Regions from separate parts of the Homo sapiens genome. Here region 1 is linked to region 2. The links are chromatin contacts, found by Hi-C or POLR2A ChIA-PET in ENCODE. All regions are on one chromosome and are shown on one strand. Each heading gives the region's core, a stretch centred on a gene start or an enhancer-like site at or near the end of the contact. The rest is flanking DNA. Distances are from core to core; before and after follow the strand shown.

Region 1 (5,423 bases), core at 1,921-4,420, 170 kb after region 2:
CTGTTTTAAGATAACCTTAACCCACATTACCAGTGCTCATGGGGGAACGTGAGAGTGAAAGGAATGTGAACATTCCTTCTACTTAACAGAGAATGAATGTTCCAGTTGGCTCCCAAGGTGGCGGCATGGATGTGGGGAAACGCATGGCTACCATGGAAGGTCCTCAGAGGCCAAGCTACTCTAAGCTCCTTGATGGTCTCAACTCCCAAAGATTCCAGATCTGATGTAGCTTAAAATGTTAGGGTTCAGAATATAACTAGGTCAGCTCTTCAATGCCTCTGAGGACAATTCTAGGACTAGCTGAGGTATAGGGTGTGCTCATTCGGCTCGCAGTCCTGGTCCACATATGAAAGTGTTCTGTACAGTAAGGACATTTTGACAGTTACAAAGCTACCTTGAAATAAAATGCAGGTGGTCAGGATATCTGGTAGGGCTTTTTGGGTGCAATTTCAACTGTTTTCAGTATTAAGTATGAAGACCTCTCTTTTTAAAGATACAGACATCAAAAAGTTGCCATGCCTGACAATAATTAACACCCCTCTTATTGCAGTACTGAGATGCAGAGAAGTTCAGGGGTTTTCCAACTGACCTGTTTCCCCATGGCTGATCAAATCTGCATGCAGTACCTCTAAGATCAGAATGCTGGTCCCTCCTGTTTGGTCTCCCATCTAATATCAAGTCCACATTTTCTTCAACATTTTTTTTTCCCATTTTTTGAAGATGGCAAAACCCCACCACCTAGGAATTGTGCTCCTCCTTGACTCTAAGACTGAATTATGCCAATTCATTTTTATGGTATGCCCTCATAGTCAAAGGAAAGGTTTATGTGGTTTTGTCGTTGACAGTAAGGGCTCTGGTGTCACATGCTTGAATGGGAATCTCGCTTTGGCACCTGGTTAGCTTTTTGCGACTGAGGGCCACCTACACCCTTAAAAGGTAGGCTGAGCTTTTATTAGATGACTTATTATAGCCTGGTATAGTACATCCTGAATACATATTATTTCCTTTCTTTTTAATTCCTAAATAAGTTTACGTGATGAACTTCTATGTTTACTTCCTAATCTTGGAATAAGAAGAAAAGACTGACTACTTCTGCAGTTGCTATCATCAGTGGATTCCTGTAGAACAGATAAAAATCTTCCCCTTGTTTGCAGCTTGATGACAAATTAAGGACACAACGTTTTGAATGATTTAAGATCAACAAATATAATCTCAAACCATTTCCTCAATAACCAATGGTCTTGCCTCAGTCAAGGATCTGCCAACATTTTATCTAACATAGCTACAAATACTATATCTAGCAGTAACTAGTGTGAAAAATTCAGCATTATTATGGTACAAAATAATTCCTAAATTTTAGAAATGTTATCCCTGTATTTTTAAGCTAAACAATTTTGTTTACTGAGTGTCAAATTACTCTTAAATCTTATTTTACATGCATTTTAAAAAATTTATTGGAATTGTATTGCCTGCTGCAATTACAGATTTCAAGTAAAATGACCATGTTATTTGAAATCTAGACTTCAGCTCTACTAAGTTTGTTGGTTTCTCTGGAGTTTCTCTAGCTTTTACATTTTGAGGGCTGTGTACATTTGTCATGAAGTATGAATAAATCATAAAGTTGGGGAGAGAAGTTTTACAGCCTCTTCATATCACAGATGGGCATTAAACCTAAAAATGGGTCACAGGAAAACAAACAGGTCAGTGACTAGAATTCCTACTAGAGTTGTTGTAATCTTTGGTTCCTAAATATCACAAATTTTGTTTTGTTTTTGAGACAGCGTCTTGCTCTGTTGCCCAGGCTGGGGTGCACTGGCGCAATTATGGCTCACTGCAGCCTCGACTTCCTGGGTTCAGGTGATCCTCTGACCTAAGCCTCCCGAGTGGCGGGGACTACAGGCGTGCACCACCATGCCCAGCTCATTTTTGTATTTTTTTGTAGAGCCTGGGTTTTGTCATGTTGCTTAGGCTGGTCTCGAAATCCTGGGCTCAAGCAATCTCTACCTCGGCGTCCCAAGCTAGGATTACAGGTGTGAGCCACCAAGCCTGGCCTAATAACACATTTTTAAATGGTCTGATGTACAAGTAGATGTGAAATGTGCAATGTAATATATTTATCACTTAAAATGTGTGTTGGCTGGCTACAGTGGCTCAAGCCTATATAATCCTAGCAGTTTTGGAGGCTGTGGTGAGAGGATCACTTGAGGCCAGGAGTTTGAGACCAGCCTGGGCAACACAGTGAGACCTTGTTGCTACAGACCAAAAAAAAAAAAATTTAATTTAAAAACTGCCTATAAAGATTGTCTTTAAAGTATTAGTATTATGGGTCTGGTTTAATCAGCCAAAAGTAGGGGAAAAAAGCAGTTTAATAAAATTTTATTTTCAATGGTTCAATGCCTTTAGTGCTGAATTTTAAAATCTGAAGTAAAAATAAAAAACTTTGTGGTGAGAAACTGTAGGCAATTAAACATTCTGAGCAACTTTCCAAAAATCAGTGTTGTACCATATTGAATTTATTTTATGTTAAAGAAAGAAATGACACATCGTTATTTGTTTTTCATCCAGCCCCCAGTCTATGTTGGTCTGTGTCAGGGATTGGCAAACTACAACCCATGGGCCAAATCCCATGCCTATGGTGGTAAATAAAGTTTCACTGGAATATAGCTCTGCCCAATGCATTTATGTACTGTCTGTGGCTCCCTCTACTACAACTAGAGGGTTGAGTAGTGCATCAGAGACCATACAGTGCCCTGCTATGCTGAGAAATGTTTTTAAATAAAATGAATGGTAAAATCGTTATTAAAAAGACAAAAAATATTCTCAGGTATTTTGGTTTAGAAGTGGCATTTGCAATATTTAAATATATTTTCTTAGGATTTATTTTTAACTAGTTAAAAACAACAAAAACTGTATCTTTTGAATCAGGCATTTTAAATGTTAAAATATTTAGAGGTGGATGACTTATGCTTATAAATCCTGCTTTTCAGCAGTGAAGGTGTTAATGGTTCCTTAAATGAGACCAAGAGTATGGTAGGGTCTGTAACTGTATGGTGCAGCAGGAGTAGGAGTTTCCACTACGCTTTGTTACACTAATAACCCTGAATTATCAATCAGCAAGTCAGCGTGTTTTAGAAACTACACCACCCACGTTTCCTCTGCCTCCTATAGCTGCACACTAAAATAGCCTGAAGGTGAAGCCAGACAGACACCCTTGTCATTGAATGGGCTGACCGTGACCAATACAGTTGAGTTTACTTCTTTTGCTAAAATCATGGAGAAAAAAGAGCAGCAACAACAACAACAACAACAACAAAAATGAACAATACAAAGCTTGAGGGCAATCACTGTAACAATTTTGAGAGAAATAAAGTTGAAAGTGGCTGAACACAATGATTAGCTCAGACTTCACTTTCACAAGAAGGCTATTTTTGGAGTTACATATTTTAATTGTTGATAAAGAAGGCTGTAACAGAAAGAATGCCCAGTCAATATGTAAAATGATAGCAATTTACTATAACAACCATAAAATCATCAGGCTACTGACAGCTGGAGAAATTCCACATGCTAAGCAACTCAACTCCAAAGAAATATTAGAGGTTTGAGATGAAAAATACACTTGAACCTGTAATTGAATTAGACAAGCCTCACTGCACGTAGGGCTACAGCGGTCACCAGGACACAAAGCAAATGTCGGGTTACCAGAAGTGCAGTTATCAGCCACAGTGATTTATTGAGTGCTTTAATAATACAAGTGTACATCAACTGATCCACAGTCAAAAGTGGCAGGTCCCTAAGAAATTTACAAGCACTTTAAGTAAATCAAAATACATATTATTTTGTTCAATCCAACAGTCTTCTGCGGGAGGGACAGAAGGCTAGTGATAAACAGAGTCTCAGTAATGCACAGTGATTCTGATTGAAGCTTTTGTACAAAAACTTGTTCCCAGTAGCATGCACCCACCAATAAAGACTTCAGTACAAAAAATTAACCCTAAGCACTACATTTAAGTAGAAACGAGATATAATTCTGAATGTGTTTTCCCAAAGATCACATAAAAGAAAAAAAAATCAAAATCAAATAAACAACAACAAAAAAAACAAAACCACACAGTAATACAAAGCTTTGTAAGAAAGCTCTTACTATTACAGCTCCAACATTGTTTGCACTGAAAACAAAAGTTCCCATCTATGATGAGGTGGGAAAAAATCCCAAATCTTTCAAGTTAACAGAAATCAACAAGGGAATAAAATGAGAGATAAAAGAGAGCGTGGGAGAGAGGAAGGGGGGCAGGAAGAACTGGGATGGGAAGATGGACAACATACCATCACAAAATGGTTCCAAATTTAATAAAAATAGGAAAATAAGAACCGAGGTCTGGAGGGGTGGGCAGGGCTACCGATGCACTTGGTGAATGTGCTTGCACAGGTCCCGCGGGGCGGCAGGCAGCAGGCCCCTATGTGGCGTACCGCTTGGTCCACTGTCTGGCCATCCGGTCATGCTCTGCTCTGTTGGTCATGTACTGTGTGGCGATGCTGCCCACCAGAGGGTCAGCTGCAAGGAAAGCAGAGTTGGGAGTCAGTAAATACCAGCACTGTGGGGGAAGAAGTGTTCAGAAAGCTGGCAAGGAGTGGGAGGGTAGGAGATGAGAAGCTGCTGTTCTAACCTGGACCACCATTGCTGCGGCTGAGCCAGTCACCTGCTGCTGACAGACTACATTTCACACCAGCTGCCCCAAGAGTCACCTATCTGTATTTTACTGATAGCTCTTGTCATATTTCTTGACAAGTCTTATTCTCTTTCCCTGTACCCACCACATACTTCTCACCTTGCTCCCCTCGTATTGGTTTTTTTTTTTTTCTTTTGAGACAGGGTGTTGCTCTGTCACTCAGGCTAGAGTGCAGTGGCATGATCACAGCTCAGTGTAGCCTTGACCTCCTGGGATCAAGCAATCCTCCTCCTGCCTCAGCCTCCTGAGTAGCTGGGACCACAGGTGTGTGCAACAACACCTGGCTAATTTTCAAATTTTTTTTTGTAATTTTGGGGGTCTCACTATGTTGTCCAGGATAGTCTCAAACTCCTGGGCTCAAGTTATCCTCCTGCCTCAGCCTCCCAAAGTGCTGGGATTACAGGTGTGAGATGCCTGTCTTCAAGTAGATATTTCACGGAGAAAATGCAGGTGGGCTGTGGGCAGGGGACTCATGGGCTCTTGATGAGCTCTCCTGGGAAGACGTTTGGCGGTCTGGACAACTCCTTACCCTAGGCTAGCACCACAGGCAGGTGGCATTCTCCTGCCAGATTACCTTATCTGAGGAGACGCCAGAGTCTGAGCTGGACAGTCAAAAGAGGGGAGAGATGGTCCACTTCTTCCTCAAAATTTGGTAACATCCAACCTACATAGCTCATTATTACAAAAATACTAATA
Region 2 (5,316 bases), core at 2,576-5,075:
TTGCAGTGAGCCGAGATAGCGCCATTGTACTCCAGCCTGGGCAACAGAGCAAGACTCCATCTCGGAAAAAAAAAAAGAAAGAAAAAGAAAGGAAGACAAAGGACAAAGGGGGAAATCTACCTCCTGGAGAGACGAGAGACTATAAGATATCGTTTTGCATGACTGGATGTTAGTTCAAGGATCTCTGAGATGCACTGTTTCTGGAGGACTGCCAGGCTCAGGATCAGGCTTTCTCTCATCTCAGACAAAGCTTTGGCCTGTGGGATGCCTACAATTTCAGCACTTTGAGGGGCCAAGGCAGGAGAATAGCTTCAGCCCAGGAGTTCGAGACCAGCCTGGGCAACATGATGAGATCCCCTCTCTACTTAAAAAAAAAAAAAAAAAAAAATTAGCCAGGAGTGGTGCTGCACACCTGTAGTCCCAGCTACTTGGGAGGCTGAGGTAGGAGGATTGCTTGAGCCTGGAGATAGAGGCTGCAGTGAGCAGTGATTGTGCTACTGCGCTCTAGCCTGAGCAACAGAGTGAGACTGTCTCAAAAAGAAGAAGAAAAAGGGCCAGGCGCAGTGGCTCACACCTGTAATCCCAGCACTTTGGGAGGCCGAGGCGGGCAGATCACGAGGTCAGGAGATTGAGACCATCCTGGCTAACACGGTAAAACCCCGTCTCTACTAAAAAGTACAAAAAATTAGCCTGGCATGGTGGCGGGCACCTGTAGTCCCAGCTACTTGGGAGGCTGAGGCAGGAGAATGGCGTGAACCCGGGAGGTGGAGCTTGCAGTGAGCCAAGATTGCGCCACTGAACACTAGCCTGGGTGACACAGCAAGACTCTGTTTCAAAAAATAGAAGAAAGAAGAAGAAAAAGAAAGCTAAAGCTTTACTGATTCTCTGCTTTATGCCAAACGCAGTGTTCATCTTTCATCTGCCTTCTTTCCTGTGTCTCTCCATGTTTTCTCCTTTTCTGTCTCTCTGAGAACACTTGCGATTGGATTTAGGGCCCACCCAGATAATCCAAGATGATCTCATTTCAAGAGCCTTAACTTAATTACATTTGTAAAAATGCTTTTTCCAAATAAGGTCACATTGACAGGTTTCAGGGGTTAAGATGTGGACATGTCTTTTTGGGGCCATAATTCAGCTCACTCCATGAGGCATGGAGCGCTCCTTATTTCCTCTGCCCCGGGAGAAAGGCGATTTGTGCTAAAAAGATAGGTAGACAGAAGGGAGAACTGGAGAACAGGCCTGCTCTATCATTCTTCCTCTAGCTGTTCTTGCTTCCCAGGATTTCTCTTTACTCCCAACTTCATGACCCTCAGCTTTGGACCCCACTGTTATGGGGACGTCTTTCCAGGTTTCACAATTCAAATTCCCAAGTATTCAAAGGTTGCTGGCCTGCCTGAGAAAGTGCTGGTATTAGGTTAGGCGTCTCTCCCTGATCTGATATGTTGGTGTCTTGGAAAGGTGGGAAGGGTGGGTAGCGCCACAAGATTCAAAACCTGTCCTCCAAGCCCTGTTCGTTCAGTGTCTCTAGCGAGCTGGTGGAGCAACAGCCTCCCTTAGAAGGAGCATATTTGAGCAGACCTCTCTTGCACAGGCCCTTGGAGGAGAATGCAATGGAATCCTGGGTTTCACATTGTACCCGAGCCTGTGTTCCATTTATCAAAGTGCCAAACTCCCTGTAAGGTAGTCACACTTTTAAGGGGACATACAGCATGAATCCTGGGGTCATGTTCTAAGGAGGCTCTGGCAATGATTTAATCATAGTAGCAGTCCTATTCGTTGAGCACCACTTTCATTTTCTCGTTTAATTTTTTTTTTTCTAGATGGAGTCTTGCTCTTTCGCCTAGGCTGGAGTGCGGTGGGATGATCTCAGCTCACTGCAACCTCTACCTCCTGAGTTCAAATGTTTCTCCTGCCTCGGCCTCCCGAGTAGCTGGGATTACAGGCTGGCACCACCATGCCTGGCTAATTGTCTTGCTTTTTTTTTTTTTAAGTAGAGATGGGGTTTTGCCACGTTGGTTAGGCTGGTCTGGAACTCCTGACCTCAGGTGATCGCCCGCCTTGGCCTCCCGAAGTGCTGGGATTACTGGCGTAAGCCACTGCGCCTGGCCTTCTCCTTTAATCCTTATAACAATGCTGCAAAGGAGTCCATTCCATGGAGGAGGAAGTCGGGGCTAATAGAGGCTAAATTACTTGCCCAAGGTCACCTGGCTCCTAAGTACAGCACCAATGAGCCCAGTCTTCTCCACTGCAATTGCTCTGTAATGGCTGTTCCCATTCATGCTACACATTAATCACTCCCTATGGAAATCATGTCAGAATTAATTGAAAGCCAAGGGCACTGGGAGAAAAGGGAGGCCTGGATTTTGTGGAGCCCTGATTTGGAATGATAATACACATAAGTACAGGGAAATGGATGTGTGGAGTAAGTGCTGGGGAAACTTACCCATTCCAGCAGAAGCATTTAGCATCTTACATTCTTTTGCACAATCTTTTCTTCTCTATGGTATCACTGAGGATTTGTTGCCTATAAAAATGTGAGGGAAATTAATTAAAAGTATTTATTTTGCCCCAATTAGAGATGAACTATGGGGGGCTCTAGCAGAGAATAGCAAAGACCCCTGTGGAACTATGAGATCCCTGTAAATATTCTGAGATGCAACTACATAGCTTCAGACCCTGGAATGGGAGGGAAACCCCTGCATAGGGAGCAGTAAATTACCAACTTCTCCAGTAAATGAGAAAGTGACTCTGCTGGCCACTGGGAGCGGGGCTGCAGAAGCCCTATGAGGTTTTCTGGAGGAATCCTGCTTCCGTTCCTTCCCATTTCCCAGGTTTGGCTCAACACCGTGATCCATGGTTACTGCGACCCTCAGGAAATTGCTGCTGTGGGAGCCTCCTCTTTTCCCAATCTACCATGCATACTCTTATTAGTCTTCAGACAATAATAATAATAATAATAATAATAATTATTATTATTATTATTATTATTTTGATGGAGTCTCGCTCTGTCGCCCAGGCTGGAGTGCAGTGCGCGATCTCGGCTCACTGCAAGCTCCGCCTCCCGGGTTCATGCCAATCTCCTGCCTCAGCCTCCCCAGTAGCTGGGACTACAGGCGCCTGCCACCATGCCCGGCTAATTTTTGTGTTTTTAGTAGAGACGGGGTTTCACCGTGTTAGCCAGGATGGTCTCCATCTCCTGACCTCGTGATCCGCCCGCCTCGGTCCCCCAAAGTGCTGGGATTACAGGCGTGAGCCACCGCGCCCGGCCTCAAAAATTAATTTTGAAAATAATGATATAATCTTTAAAAGAATTGTATTTCCAGTGGGCAGCACTCGCTTGATACAGAGCAGCAGGGCCATGTAACCTGGCTTCTAAATCATCACCTCTTTGGGTCCGCACGTATTTTTTATTTTTTATTTTTCATGCTTCAAATGCACCTTTGCAGAAGGAGATGAACTGGGGGACATGTTAGCGCCTCCACGGGCCTGCTGAGCTCTGTTGGCTGCGTGTGCTAAAAATAACTGGAGAGGTTAAAAAAATGTTGAAGCAGATTTAGGGGCTCTTCTGGAAAATGAAACACAGAAGCTGGGCCCTGGGTGGTTCTATTTAAAGCCGATCATCATCTCATCCATTCCTGTGGATTTACATGCGAAGACTCTACTCCCCAGCGGCTGGCTGAGGGAAGGAGGGTCTGATCTGCGTTAGGACTCACCTCCTCCCACGACCCTCTGCAAAGCAGCAGCTGTCCAGAGAAAAAGGAGTGCGCTGGGTCTGGCAAGCAGCTCAGTTCTTTCCTTCCACAATTGTCCCTTTGAATTGAGGAAAGCGAAAATAAAGTTTTCAAGGCCAATTTCACAATTTCATCTTCTGTGAAAAGCAAAATCAACGAGGCTATGAAAAATTACAAGCAGTTAAAACACTTTCATGTCGTCTTTCCCAGAGAGAGAGAGAGAGAGAAAGAGAGGAAATCAGACTGCTTTGTTCAAAGCAACGGCCAACTCAAGCCCTTTTTTTTCTTTCTTTCTTTTCCTTTTTTTTTTTTTAAACACATCTGGTCTCAATCTTTATACACCAGTGGACAAAAGCAATTAGACAGCTCTGTTTTCCACGTCATAATAATGGAAGTCATATATTTTCCATGGCTGTCTCATTTGGTTACCCAGCTCTGCAGAAATGGACTAAATGGAATTTAAAATGTGGGTCTTTTCTTGACAGTGTTGTTAGTGACCTGAGGGATAAGTGCTCCAGCATCTTCTAGAACCACCAGAAGTGAAAGAATAGATATTGCAAGTGTAGGCAAATAAACCTCAACGTAATTTACATGCCTGTGGGACAGGCCCTTCACAATCCTGTCTTTCCAACAAGCCCGGGGGGACAGGGATGCCTTTTTAGGATGGGTTCAGATTTGGAACGATCTCTTGACAAATCTGCTAGAGGATGCTAGAGGAGCTTTCATTTAAGGTGAAACTTCCGCTTTCTCATTGTATTGGTGAGAATTCTCTTGGTTGCCAGGGAGAGTCAACCTAACCCAGCCTGAGTAAAACAGAGAATTGGTTCGTATAACTAACCATAAGAAGACGAATCTGGTCAGACTCAACTGATTCCGAGGCTTCTTGCAATGCTATCTTCTTTTCTGCTCCCTCCACCTCTCCCGAGATTAGCAACTCCAAGAAAAGGATTGGCTTGGTATCAACAGTTCCAGCAATAATTCTGTAGTTATTCTCACTAAGTCAGGTGCCCATCCTTAAAATGGCTACAGGCTTGGGTCAGTGGTCCATTCCTGAAGATGAGAGTGGGGTCTGCTCCATCAAACCACAGGACTGAGATTGGGTAGGGCCTGACTCCACGAAAGAAAATTGTGTTTCAGCTTCAAAAGAAGAAGGGATGGATGCAAGATGCCATAGCTAGCCTATGTGGGACCCTTGTGAGTTGGAAACAGGCACCCCCTCCAGGCTGATGCAGACCTATGCCCCCACTTCTTGGGGAGCAGATGGCACCTTTGACCTGCCTTCCTCTGGGCAGAAGAAAACCCACACCTAGGACAGATAGTTGAGTGAGCAGAACTAAAGGTGGATATTGACTCAATTGACTCCTTGGCAGGACAACATTGTGCTGTGTGACAGACACCTGAACACTGTAAGTGGTGGCACTGGTGGGCAGGAAAACCAACATATGTCCTCCACATCCACCCCCAACCATTCTAAAATAGATGCCTTACCCCAAGTTTTCTTGCCTGACGTGCTTAAACTGTGGCTTATTCATTAGAACGTGCACATCAGCCATTTTACAACTAAATGTTTGCTCAAACTTGGGTG

The links. A loop is a pair of places that touch in the nucleus more often than their neighbours do. ChIA-PET counts read pairs that join two places held with the same protein, here RNA polymerase II (POLR2A). Pooled maps may share reads with other maps.
Region 1: a map of OCI-LY7 shows a loop between it and region 2 (5-fold over the local background). The contact joins two enhancer-like sites. A Hi-C loop is called at or near these places in 2 of 168 maps with a recorded cell type or tissue (GM12878 and OCI-LY7), 28 of 37 single-sample maps with no recorded cell type and 6 of 50 pooled maps. POLR2A ChIA-PET finds 5 or more read pairs at or near these places in 3 of 52 experiments (GM12878, OCI-LY7 and activated CD4-positive, alpha-beta T cell).

The regions. Positions count from the first base shown.
Region 1 is chr3:23,588,863-23,594,285 of GRCh38, reverse strand. It overlaps UBE2E2 (ubiquitin conjugating enzyme E2 E2), which reads right to left. Exons shown (of 6, transcript NM_152653.4): 6 at 2,492-4,552. The coding sequence ends at 4,455. Among named protein-coding and RNA genes, the nearest start is that of UBE2E1, 210 kb to the left of the region's middle. RefSeq lists enhancers at 255-364, 385-434, 4,001-4,500. Within about 2 kb of position 3,170, at least 2 of the 41 ENCODE cell types and tissues checked have a DNase peak (open chromatin) inside an H3K27ac peak, as active enhancers do; they include OCI-LY7, where a contact is called at or near this core.
Region 2 is chr3:23,761,645-23,766,960 of GRCh38, reverse strand. No RefSeq gene overlaps it. Among named protein-coding and RNA genes, the nearest start is that of UBE2E1, 42 kb to the left of the region's middle. RefSeq lists a silencer at 3,646-3,695 and an enhancer at 5,295-5,316. Within about 2 kb of position 3,825, at least 11 of the 41 ENCODE cell types and tissues checked have a DNase peak (open chromatin) inside an H3K27ac peak, as active enhancers do; they include OCI-LY7, where a contact is called at or near this core.